2 separate regions of the Homo sapiens genome follow, and region 1 is linked to region 2. Evidence: read pairs that join two places in POLR2A ChIA-PET (ENCODE). Cell type or tissue: Panc1. All regions are shown on one strand. Links, peaks and the distances in the headings refer to the core of each region. The heading gives the core; the rest is flanking DNA. Region 1 overlaps LOC101927421 (a long non-coding RNA gene). Region 2 overlaps LINC02240 (long intergenic non-protein coding RNA 2240).

Evidence for each region. Peaks named below come from ENCODE experiments on the same cell type or tissue, not always from the same donor. Only the 100,000 strongest peaks of a DNase experiment are listed, where the experiment ranks them.
Region 1: POLR2A ChIA-PET joins it to region 2 with 6 read pairs; 2 of 35 experiments call an interaction of 5 or more read pairs at or near these places.

The regions. Positions count from the first base shown.
Region 1 is chr5:125,320,435-125,325,824 of GRCh38, forward strand. LOC101927421 (a long non-coding RNA gene) reads left to right here. Exons shown (of 6, transcript NR_109882.1): 5 at 4,918-5,013. Among named protein-coding and RNA genes, the nearest start is that of LINC02240, 170 kb to the right of the region's middle. In Panc1, for the core only: no CTCF peak of the experiment used is centred there; no DNase peak of the experiment used is centred there; H3K27ac peaks cover 3,568 bases.
Region 2 is chr5:125,548,440-125,553,829 of GRCh38, forward strand. All of the region lies in intron 3 of LINC02240 (long intergenic non-protein coding RNA 2240), which reads left to right. All of the region lies in intron 8 of LOC124901056 (a long non-coding RNA gene), which reads right to left. Among named protein-coding and RNA genes, the nearest start is that of LINC02240, 58 kb to the left of the region's middle. In Panc1, for the core only: no CTCF peak of the experiment used is centred there; no DNase peak of the experiment used is centred there; H3K27ac peaks cover 5,000 bases.

The DNA of each region.
Region 1 (5,390 bases), core at 80-5,079, 230 kb before region 2:
TCTTCATATATTCTGAATATAAGTCCTTTATCATTTATATATATATAACAAATATTTCTTCTAGTCTGAGCCTTGTATTTTTATCTTATTAAAGCTGGGTTGTTAGGTTTAATTTTGCTGAAATCAAATTTTTCTTTTTTTTTCTTTCTTTTTTCTTTTGTCTTTTATGGTTGGTGCTTACCATTTTCTTTCTTTCTTTCTTTCTTTTTGAGACAGAAGCTAGCTCTGTTACCCAGGGTGGAATGCGATGGAGCGATCTTGTCTCACTGCAACGTCCGCCTCCGAGGTTCAAACAATTTTTCTGCCTCAGCTTCCCGAGTAACTGGGATTACAGGTGCCCGCCACCTTGCCCAGCTAGTTTTTGTATTTTTAATAGAGACGGGGTTTTATCATGTTGGCCAGGCTGATCTTGAACCTCTGACATCAAGTGATCCACCCTCCTTGGCCTCACAAAGTGCTGGGATTACAGGCGTGAGCCACCGTGCCTGGCCCTATTTTCTCTTTAAGAAACCATTGCCTACCCCAAGGCCATAAGGATATTCTGTTATATTTTCCTCTAGAATTTTAAGACTTTAGCTTTTACATTTAGGTCTATGATTCATCTTTATTTAATTTTTGTGTATTATTTGAGACAGGGGTCAGGATTCATGTTTCTTTCATACATTTATCCAGTTGTTGCAATGCTACTTGCTGAAAAACCTTTTTTTCATATTAAATTCCCTCGATCTTTTGTTGAATAAAAAATAGACCTGTACGTATACACATCTATTTTTGGACTCTGCTGTTTTATTGAACTATATCTCTGTCCTTATTTGTCTGTAACTTTCTTGTTGCTGTACTGTAGCTTTGTAATAAGTCTTGAAGTAAGATAGTGAATGTTCTCCAACTATCTTCCTCTTTTTCAAAGATATTTTAGATTTTTTGCATTTCCCTGTATATTCTAGAATCAGCTTGTCAATTTCTACATAAAGGCCTAGTTAGATTTCTGATTAGACTTGTATCACACGTTAATTTGGGGAGTAATTGACACCTTTTCATCATTGAGTCTTCAAATCCATTAACACAGCATATGTCTTAGCTAGCTTGGGCCGCTACAACAAAATACAATAAACTGGGTGGCTTATAAACTATGAAATTTATTTCTCACAGGTCTGCTGGCAACAGGTTCTTTCAGCTTTTGTTTATCTAAAAATGCCTATTTCATGTTACATTTAAAAAAATGTTTTATTTGGAATACTTTGTACTATTTATTTGTATTTTCTCACATTAGAATGTGAGCAGTAGGAGGTTGGAAGCCTTATCTTGTTTACTTCTCTATTCACTTTACCTGGAATTGTGACTGCCATGCAGTATTGGCCAATTTGTTGGAAGAAAAGAAGGAAGGAAGAAAAAGAAAAAAAGAATGGAAAAATGAGTAGGGAGGAAAAGAAGGAAGAAAGGACAGAAGAAGAGAAGAAGGAAGAAAGAAAGGAAAACGGAAGGCAAGAAAATTAATTGGCATTGCTATTTATGGCCTCTGTGAAAATGTTTGTGTTTGGCAGTTTCTTGAAACATCAGTTGTATTCATCTGGTGTTTGAGTGCCACAAATTAGTTTGCTTAAAATAGCAATAAAAAATATCTGGCAATTGCTGGGCACTGTGGCTTAAGTCTATGTAATCACATTGGGAGACTGAGGCGGGAGGATCCCTTGAGCCCAAGAGCTCAAGACCAGCGTGGGCCACATGGCGAAACTCCAAGTCTACAAAAAATACAAAAATTAGCTGGGCATGGTGGTGCCTGTAGCTCCAGCTATTAGGGAGGCTGAGGTGGGAGAATCACTTGAGCCCAGGAGATGGAGGTTGCAGTGAGCAGAGATGGCGCACTACACTCCAGCCTGGGTACAAAGCAAGACCTGTCTTAAAAAAAAAATTATATATATATGTATACACATATGGCAAAAAAGAGGTAAAGGAAAATGCCAAATATATATAAGCTTTTAAAATTTATAATTCATTTTAAACTACAAAAAGACAATTTATGTCAACTGATCTGTGACAAAGGTGCCAAGGTCACATAATGGAGAAAGCAATCTCAAATAAGTGGTGCCAGGAAAATGGAATATCCACATGTAGAAAAATGAAATTGGGCCTTATCTCACCCCATATACAAAAATCAGCTTAAAAATGGGTTAAAGACTTAAACACAAGACCTGAAAGTATAAAACGACTGGAAGAAAACATAGAGGGAAAGCTTCTTTGACATTGGTCTTGGCAAAATATTTTTTAAAATATGACCTGAAAATATGACCTAAATAGACAAGTGAGATAACATCAAACTAAAAAGCTTGACAGAAACAATCAACAGAGTCAAGAGACAACCTACAGAATGGGAGAAAATATTGCAAATCATACATCTGATTTGGAGTTAAGATCCGAAATATATATGGAACTTAATATAAAAAAAATTAGGAAATGGTCAAATAACCTGCACAGACATTTCTCAAAGGAAGACACAAATGGCTAGCAGGTAATGGAAAAAAAATGCTTAACATCACTAATCAAAAGAGAAACACAAGTTACAACCACAATGAAATATTACCTCACACCTGTAAGAATGGCTTTTGTAAAAGTGTGAAATACAATTTCCTTCTTTTCTCTCCAATTTTCTTTAAAATCTCTTTACTCTCTAAGAGTCACCTTTTTTGAATGTTTATAGCTAGAAATAATCTACCATTAGCACCTTTTCGCTTTATGGTTCTTATCACTCTTTAAAATGATTTAAATATTTGGTTAAGTGATAAAATGTTTCATATTACCCGGATCTAGTCAAATTTTTTAATTGGCTGGGCTGTACATTATTACACTATTTAGATATACCATGACTTAAAACATCTGAGTGATATTTAAGTTATTCCCCATTTTAAAATTATCATGTTTTAATATAATTATGTATCATTATGTTTTTATGTAATTTGTGTTTGTTTTTAATTTGTATTTGTTTCAGGGTCAGGAAAGTTAAGACTTTTTCATATGCTGACTAGCTATTTGTTTCTTTTCTTATAAAGTGCCCTCTTTTGTTCATTGATGTTTCTTGTTGTTTGTTTTTTGTGAGTTTGCTCTCTGTTTTAAAAATCAATTTGTAAAGCTTTTTCTCTAAATTTAGGTAATTAGCTGTGGGTCCTGTGTTTCTTGTTTGTTAAATGCTTTTTCCTTTTGTAATGTTTTAAGCTTTGCTGAAAGAGTGTTTTTTTTTTAGTGTTGTCTAAATTATCAAATTTATGGTTTCTGAATTTTGTGTCTGCTTAGAAAGACCATCTCCACCCTAAGTTATAAATAAATTCAGTCACGTTTTCATCCAGTTCTTTAATGGCTTCATTGTTTACTTTAAATCTTTGCTCCATCTGGAGTTTATTTTTATCTAAGTAGTGATTTGGAGATGTGGTTTTACTTTTTCCAAATGACTATATAGTTATCACAGATTTATTGAAAATTTTATCTTTACCCACACTGGTTTGAAATGCTCTCTTTATGGTAATTTCCGTATGTATTTGGGTGTGTTTCTGGACTTTCTTTTCCATTGATGCTTTTGTGTATTCCTGGCCTATTACTGAAGTGATATGAACTGCAGCTTTACCGTATGTTTTATTATCTGGTACAACTCCTTATTCTTCCTCTTTATAATCCAGCTAGTTTTATATATTTACTTTTCAGGCTACTGTAGTGACAGTTTTATTTTGTAGATTTTAGAGTGTTCTTTTTTTTCCCCAAAAGAAATGATGATTTAACATTGAGCTCTTATTTCTAAGAACAAGATAAATTGCAATTTATTGAAGGCATACAGTATGTCTTTCCATAGATTCTGAAAAATGTTCACCTTGTAATGTCCTACACATTCCATATAAAGTTTGTTTTTATAAAGATCTTTCTGTTTGGGACTGTGATTGAGATCTTTTCTTCCATTATATTTTTAAAGTGGTTATTATTTATATATGAGAGTTTATATTTATTAACTATATAAATATCATAATGTCTTCATTTGTAACAAATTTCTAGTTCATTCTATTTTTTCACATATGCAATTATATTATCTGTAAACAACACTTTATCTTTTATTTTTAAATATTTATAATCTGTTTCAGATTAGTATAATTGTTGGTAGTACTGCTCATCTGGGTCCAAAATCAGATATTGCCAAGTTAGTGAAACGTTCTGATCCTCAGTTTTCTCATCTGTAAAATGCTGAGAAGGGCAGCACTTACCCCAAAGGGATAATATAATGATCCAGTTAGTAAGTGTACAAAGCAATTAGCAAAATGCCGAGAACATAATAAGCATTTACAAATGTTAATCATTGTTTTATTTTTTCTCAAAGTTAATTACAGAGTCTAGTCTTTTATTATCATCATTAAATAATATTAATAGCAATTTTAAATGACTTTTAATGTTGATATGTGGAATGGCCTAATGGTCTATGTGCAGAGTATTGATTATAGTATAGTGAACATAGAGTCTAGATTTTCTAGAGCTACCACAGCGTGCAATTTTATTATTTTAAATAAAGGCAATAAATTATTATGAATCTAGATGGCACTTAATTTTATGTTTCTGTGAGATATAAATATAAGTGAATTCACAAAGTGGAAAAAGAATGATGATAGTAGGAAGCTTTGATTAATATTTCATTCTTTAATGGAAATATTTATTACTTTGTATTTATATCCTAAATATTTATTTACGCTTTATCTTTCCTGATTTTAAAAAAGTAGGCATCATACTTAGTTGACTGATCTGCAGCGTCAGTTGAGAAAATTGACAGAACCTTATATGGCGTGTTGCCCCAAAAAGACATTCAATAAATATTGTTTGAGTAAAGGCACAAATAAATAAATCTAACGATTAAGAAATAAATGGACTCAGAGAGTATATATTTTTTTCCAGATTCCACAGGATGCGAGCATATGCAGTGGAAACATTGTGTTATTCCATCCTCAGAAGAAAAGAGACAGTATTATACTTCGTCTCTTGCTAGTACAGGTAACATTCTTTATTAAGAGAAATATATTTAATCAGGAGTCACTATGTGCAAAAACATTAAGTAGAGGCTTAAAATGTTAAATACTCTTTCATCAAGGAAGGTTTTGTTTTTTTTTTTCCTTAATGCACATGTGTTAAATCTTACTCTAATCAGCTAGTTTTTTTCTTTTACTCAGAGTGGAAATTGCGGGTATCTTGTTTTTACTGTAAAACCTGATTTATATGCCTCAGCTAAATGCAGAGATTTCATTTGTGAATGCTAGTCAGTGATTTATTTCATTGTTTTCTTTTTTGGACAAGTCACAGCAAAATATTTTTTTTTCAAGCAGGATGGCATTAACCTTTTCTGATTGCAAAGCCACTCTCCTAGCAATATC
Region 2 (5,390 bases), core at 58-5,057:
ACATTATACAGCCTGTCTTATCACCTTTCAGAATTCTCCTCTGGTTGTCTCTTGTGTTGTCTCCAAGGATTATAGTTGCACTTAGGGGTGAGGAGCAGGAATAGATGAGTATACACCATTTTGCTTTGACTGGCAGCATGATATTTTTGTCTCTAGCTTTGTTATATATTCAAACTATATAACTACTTCCTTATTGTGTTTTTTAATTCAAGTCATTGGTCAAAATATTGAACAATACAAGGCCAATCACAGAGTCTTACAGAACAGTTTGGAAATGTTTCACTCTATTTTGGTCCTCTTGGGGTATGTCTGGAAATTTATGAACCCATTTGTTTATACCATCACCAAGTTAATCTTTTTCCATATTTTCTCTAAAATAAAATAAAAATTTAATAAAGGAGAAATTTTGCAGGATGCGCTGCTGAAATCACGAGTATGGTATTTTCTTGATAAATAGACTAGTTAACCCTATGAAAAATAAATTCTATTAGTTTTTTATTACACTTTTTTCAGTAGGCTGTAAACATCATTGTTTATCTAAATCACTCCAAGTTCTCTGCTTCATAAGACATTATAGAATTATGACAGAAATAATCAGATCACTGTTCTGAAATTTCCCAAATCCATCTATTTTCCCCTTTTGAAATTTTGGATCAGTACTCTGATTGCACCTTTGAAACTTCTACACTTTGATCCTGAACATTATTAATGACAGTTCTAACATCAGATCTGCAGATTCTTGCTTCCTTTTGGCATGTCATCCTTCTCAGACTGAAGTGAGATGTTAATTTTAAAAAACCAATTCTCTTTATTAATTTTACTTCCTGTCTTGGTATTGAAATTTCCTCTTTAAAAGCTATGTTTATCCTGCCACTCTTCAATTTTCAAAATAATTCTTACTACCTGAACTTTTCATCTATTTATTTACTCAACTTGTGTGACACACTTGATAGGTGACAGGCACTGTGCTAGCCCTAGGGAATATAAAGATTAATCAACTGATAATCTGGTAAGCTTTCCTGTCATCTGTTCATTGTGCCGTTTTCCCTGGGCAATGATCTTGGCCCTCCTTTGTTCACAGTCTGTCTCTGAACATGGCTTGCAAAGCCTTTTCCTTTCTTTAGCTGTTTCTGCAAGCCTCAGCCCTCTGTCCTCTAACCTTTCTGACACTGTTCTTCTAAGTCCAGGCTGTGCTTCTGTTTTCATTCCTGGCTCTGTGCCCCTCCTTCTACCTCTTCTACATGTCTTTTTATATTCCAAGCTTTTGAGAAAGCTTCCTGCACAGTTAAATCAGTTCCTTTAGAAGTCCTTTCTTTTCCATTTGAACAGAGATTGTATAAACTGAAGTTCATTTTTTCTACCACACCCCTTGAGCAATGTTCCCTTTTAAGGCTCATACAAAGGACGAAACTGCTGTATTTTTCCTTTAAGTACTTTTGAAATCTACTTTAAAAAAAAAATCTTAGTTCCATGTCTGGCTTAAGCAAGTATTTATTTTCTTCAAAATGGCAATCTCCACAGTACTTACCTATTTCTCATCATCAATACTTTTCCTTTTTAATCAGAATGAAGTTTACAGAAGCAGCATCTTTATTTCTTCATTTGTTTTTTAAAAGAAAAAAAAAGTCTTAGGTCCTATTTCTTCAGCACAATGAGATTCCCAGATGGCTGAAACTAATGATTTTTAACCTAATAATTTTTCATTTTTTTCTGCTGTTTATAGTAAAAATCATGTTTAATGACAATCTCGATCATTTTCTCTAAATGCCTTTTCTAAACAAAGACATAAAATCTATTCTTCTACCATTTCCCTTCCCTACATATTATAAAATTGCTGCGAATACAAAGAGTCATGTCTTTTCTTCTGGCTCTACTTACTACAACCCAGCTGTCTGCAGAGCTACCCACGGGGTTTATTATTTTTGGCTTAAATGCAAACCTCTAATTATTAGTATAAGCATAAGTTCTCCTTGCTGACAGTTTAAGATAAAGTAAATTGGAAGTGACATAAAAGGGTGTGTGTGTGTGTGTGTGTGTGTGTGTGTGAATGTGTGTCACCAAGATTCTTTCTTGCATCCTGAAAAGTCCCCTCTGGATGACCAACACCAGCAACCATTGTGAGTAACTCCATGCTGTTAAAAAGTGGGCATTCCCATTGATTTGTAAAAGTGACAGATACAGCATGTGATTGTAAATTAGCAATGTGAAGCTAGTCCCAAGGGATCTCCAAGCAGGTTCCCCCTACCTCCCACTCCCCAGTAATTATCTGGCTGCTTCTCAAGTATTTAAACATTTCCTCTGACTTGCTGCAGTGATTCCTATGGGCTTTGTTTTATCTCTTTATTCTCTCATTCTCCTTAATTTACAGTAATTCAAACAAAAAATATATTAAACATAGGAAATTATCTTTGCCTAATTGCTCTTATCTTCACCTTTATTAGCTCTGAGTAATTATTTTCTTTTTGGACACTGTTCATATCATAGTGGTCCTCTGACTTTAGTGTGCATAAAAATCACCCGGGATGGGCCGGGCACGGTGGCTCACGCCTGTAATCCCAGCACTTTGGGAGGCTGAGGCGGGAGGATCACGAGGTCAGGAGATTGAGACCATCCTGGCTAACACGGTGAAACCCTGTCTCTACTTCAAAAAAAATTAGCTGGGTGTGGTGGCGGGCACCTGTAGTCCCAGCTACTCAGGAGGCTGAGGCAGGAGAACAGCGTGAACCCGGGAGCGGAGGTTGCAGTGAGCCAAGGCCACACCACTGCACTCCAGCCTGGGGGACAGAGCAAGACTCCTCTCAAAAATAAATAAATAAAAATAAAAATAAAAATCACCTGGGGTGCTTATTAAAAATGCAGATTTCTAAGCTTCCACCCAGTGATTCTGATTCAGCAGGTCTGGCAAGCAAAGCAGCTGGTGTTTCTGTGTATTTCATGTGATCCCCAGGTGACCATTATGCAAGTGATCTGTGAACTCATTTGAGAAGCATTAGATTCAAATCTTAATCTCTTTTCAAGCTTAAATGATGTGTTTCTATTTTTATCTAGTTTACATTTTTCTTTGAAAACATTTGTAATAGTGATGATTGTCATCTTTAGCTTTGTAACTGTGGTTCAAACCATGTTGAAGCTAGCTCTGCTGAGGCCTGAAACATTCCACAGTGTCATAAGGAGGACACAGCATGTGAGAGGCCCAGAGCAACACTAATCCTAGGCTCTGCGGTTCATCTTCTGCCATTTTATGTCTGTGGTGGGGTCTGTTTGGAATGCATCTCAGCCCACCCTTGATAACAGCAACATTTCACTCTTGAGAGGTTCCTCATTTAAATATTTTAGATTAAATTAGATATTACCTTTACATAGTCATATTTTTGAAAAACAGCTGGTCAATATAAAATATTTAAATACTATTAACTTTATAAGGCAACTAATGCTATAGCACCTTAATCAAAAGCAAAATGCCATTTGATGAAATGGCATGACTTCGAAATGCGTAGAGACAAACTTTGGCCCAGACTAAATGTCAGCAGTAAAATACTTGGTAACGAAATGAGCAAGACCAAAGGTCGGGCTTCCATAAAAATCCTATTCTAGCTCCAACTTCATTTTAAATCACTTCAGATTATGTATAGTAAGTTGACTGTACTTTCAAGTGAGATATCCTTCCTGTCAATTTCAAGCTGGGTATTGCCTGTGAGACACAAATGTTTCTGGACTGGGAAGCTACACTTAGTGTCATTTTCCTCTTTCTCTTCTTTTCAGTTCATAAAAGTCTCCCTTGGTGACTAGATCTCTTTTTAGGAGAAAGTTCTGCAAAATAGCCTGAGATATTTTATAGAATAAATGAGTGACATGTGGTCTCATATGTGCTGGTTTGCCCAGGGAAATTCCAATTTATACCATGCTGTAGATAAACTATAACTGTTAAATATTTTTAGCCCCCATTTTATTCTCCAGCATGCCCAAATTTGGAATATAAATCACATGGCCACTCTACTTATGATCAATACATGGAAGTCTTTTACAGTTTCAAGTACTTCTAGCCTGGCAATGAAATGCTTATTAATTCCAATGGAAAAAGCTAATGATTATATTGTTCAGTCATAGGGCCTGAATAAGGTCAGAATTGTCTCTACCATGTTATAAAAATAATCATATAAAATTTTCAGTGCAGCTTATTATGACAAATGATCAAGTTAGATCATGACATTCTTTTGCTTGGAATCATCTAGGTCAGTACTTCTCCTAACTGAACATGCATGAGAATCACTTGGAGTACTTATTAAAACACAAATGACTGGGTTCTACTTCCAGAAATGTTGGTCTAGGATAGGGCCTGCAAATTTCATATTTCTAATAATTTCTCAGCTGTTACTAACGATGCTGGTCCAGAGACCACACTTTGTGACCCAATGATCTGATGGCTTCCTGCTTCCCTCAGAGGAAATGCCAAAATCGTTTAATGGCCTAAAAACTCTAATGATCTGGCTGACAGCTACATATCTGACCTAAAACCTCTACCCTGCTTACTCCTTTGAAGCCACACTAGCCTTCTTGCTGCCTCAAAAGTAAGCAGGCCCTCTTCTAGCTGCTCCTTCTTCCCAGAGGGATAGCCCTCAAATATATGAATGGTGTACTTCCTCACCACCTTCGAGTCTTTACCCATACTGTCAACAAGGCTTCCTTTCACCACCCGCCTCCAAATTGAAACCTAAATCCCCAGATCTTTTATCCTGCTCAAATCTTCTTCCCCCTACCCCCACAGAAAATATTGGTTTATAATATTCTGACATCATTTACTGTCTGCAATCCCCCACCCCAATATAAGCTCTACAAAGGGATCTTTTCTGCTTTGTTTACTAATGTATTCCGAACACACTGATGAGAGCCTGGTATACAACAGGCATATTATACATGTTTATTAAATGAACAAATGCATCACTACTTTCAGTTCTACCTTTGTACATGAATAAGGCATGTGATCACTAAAAGACTACTATGGAATCATAAGACATTGTGTAAAGGTATGTAAATACATGTATATATTTTTAGGATTAGAATTGAATGTTCAGACTTTTGACTTGCAACTTTGTCATGTACAAACATTTACTCATCGAATTTGTAAAACCTATCATAATGTTGCATCTATGAAATGTTTGTGTTTCTCATTCAGCACTTAAATATTACATCCTTTATTTTAACGCATTCACTAGTGATTCACTTGCTCCTTGCTCTCCATGTACTTGGTCTTCTGCCCCCTCCCATTATGTTTTCAAAAGTCTAACTTTAACTGTTTCTATGGAAACTGTTAGAGATGTACTTCTGTAATGCACATGAAAAAGAGGGAATAGGAAAAAATTGATTCATAAGTGTCCTTTGCATTATGCACT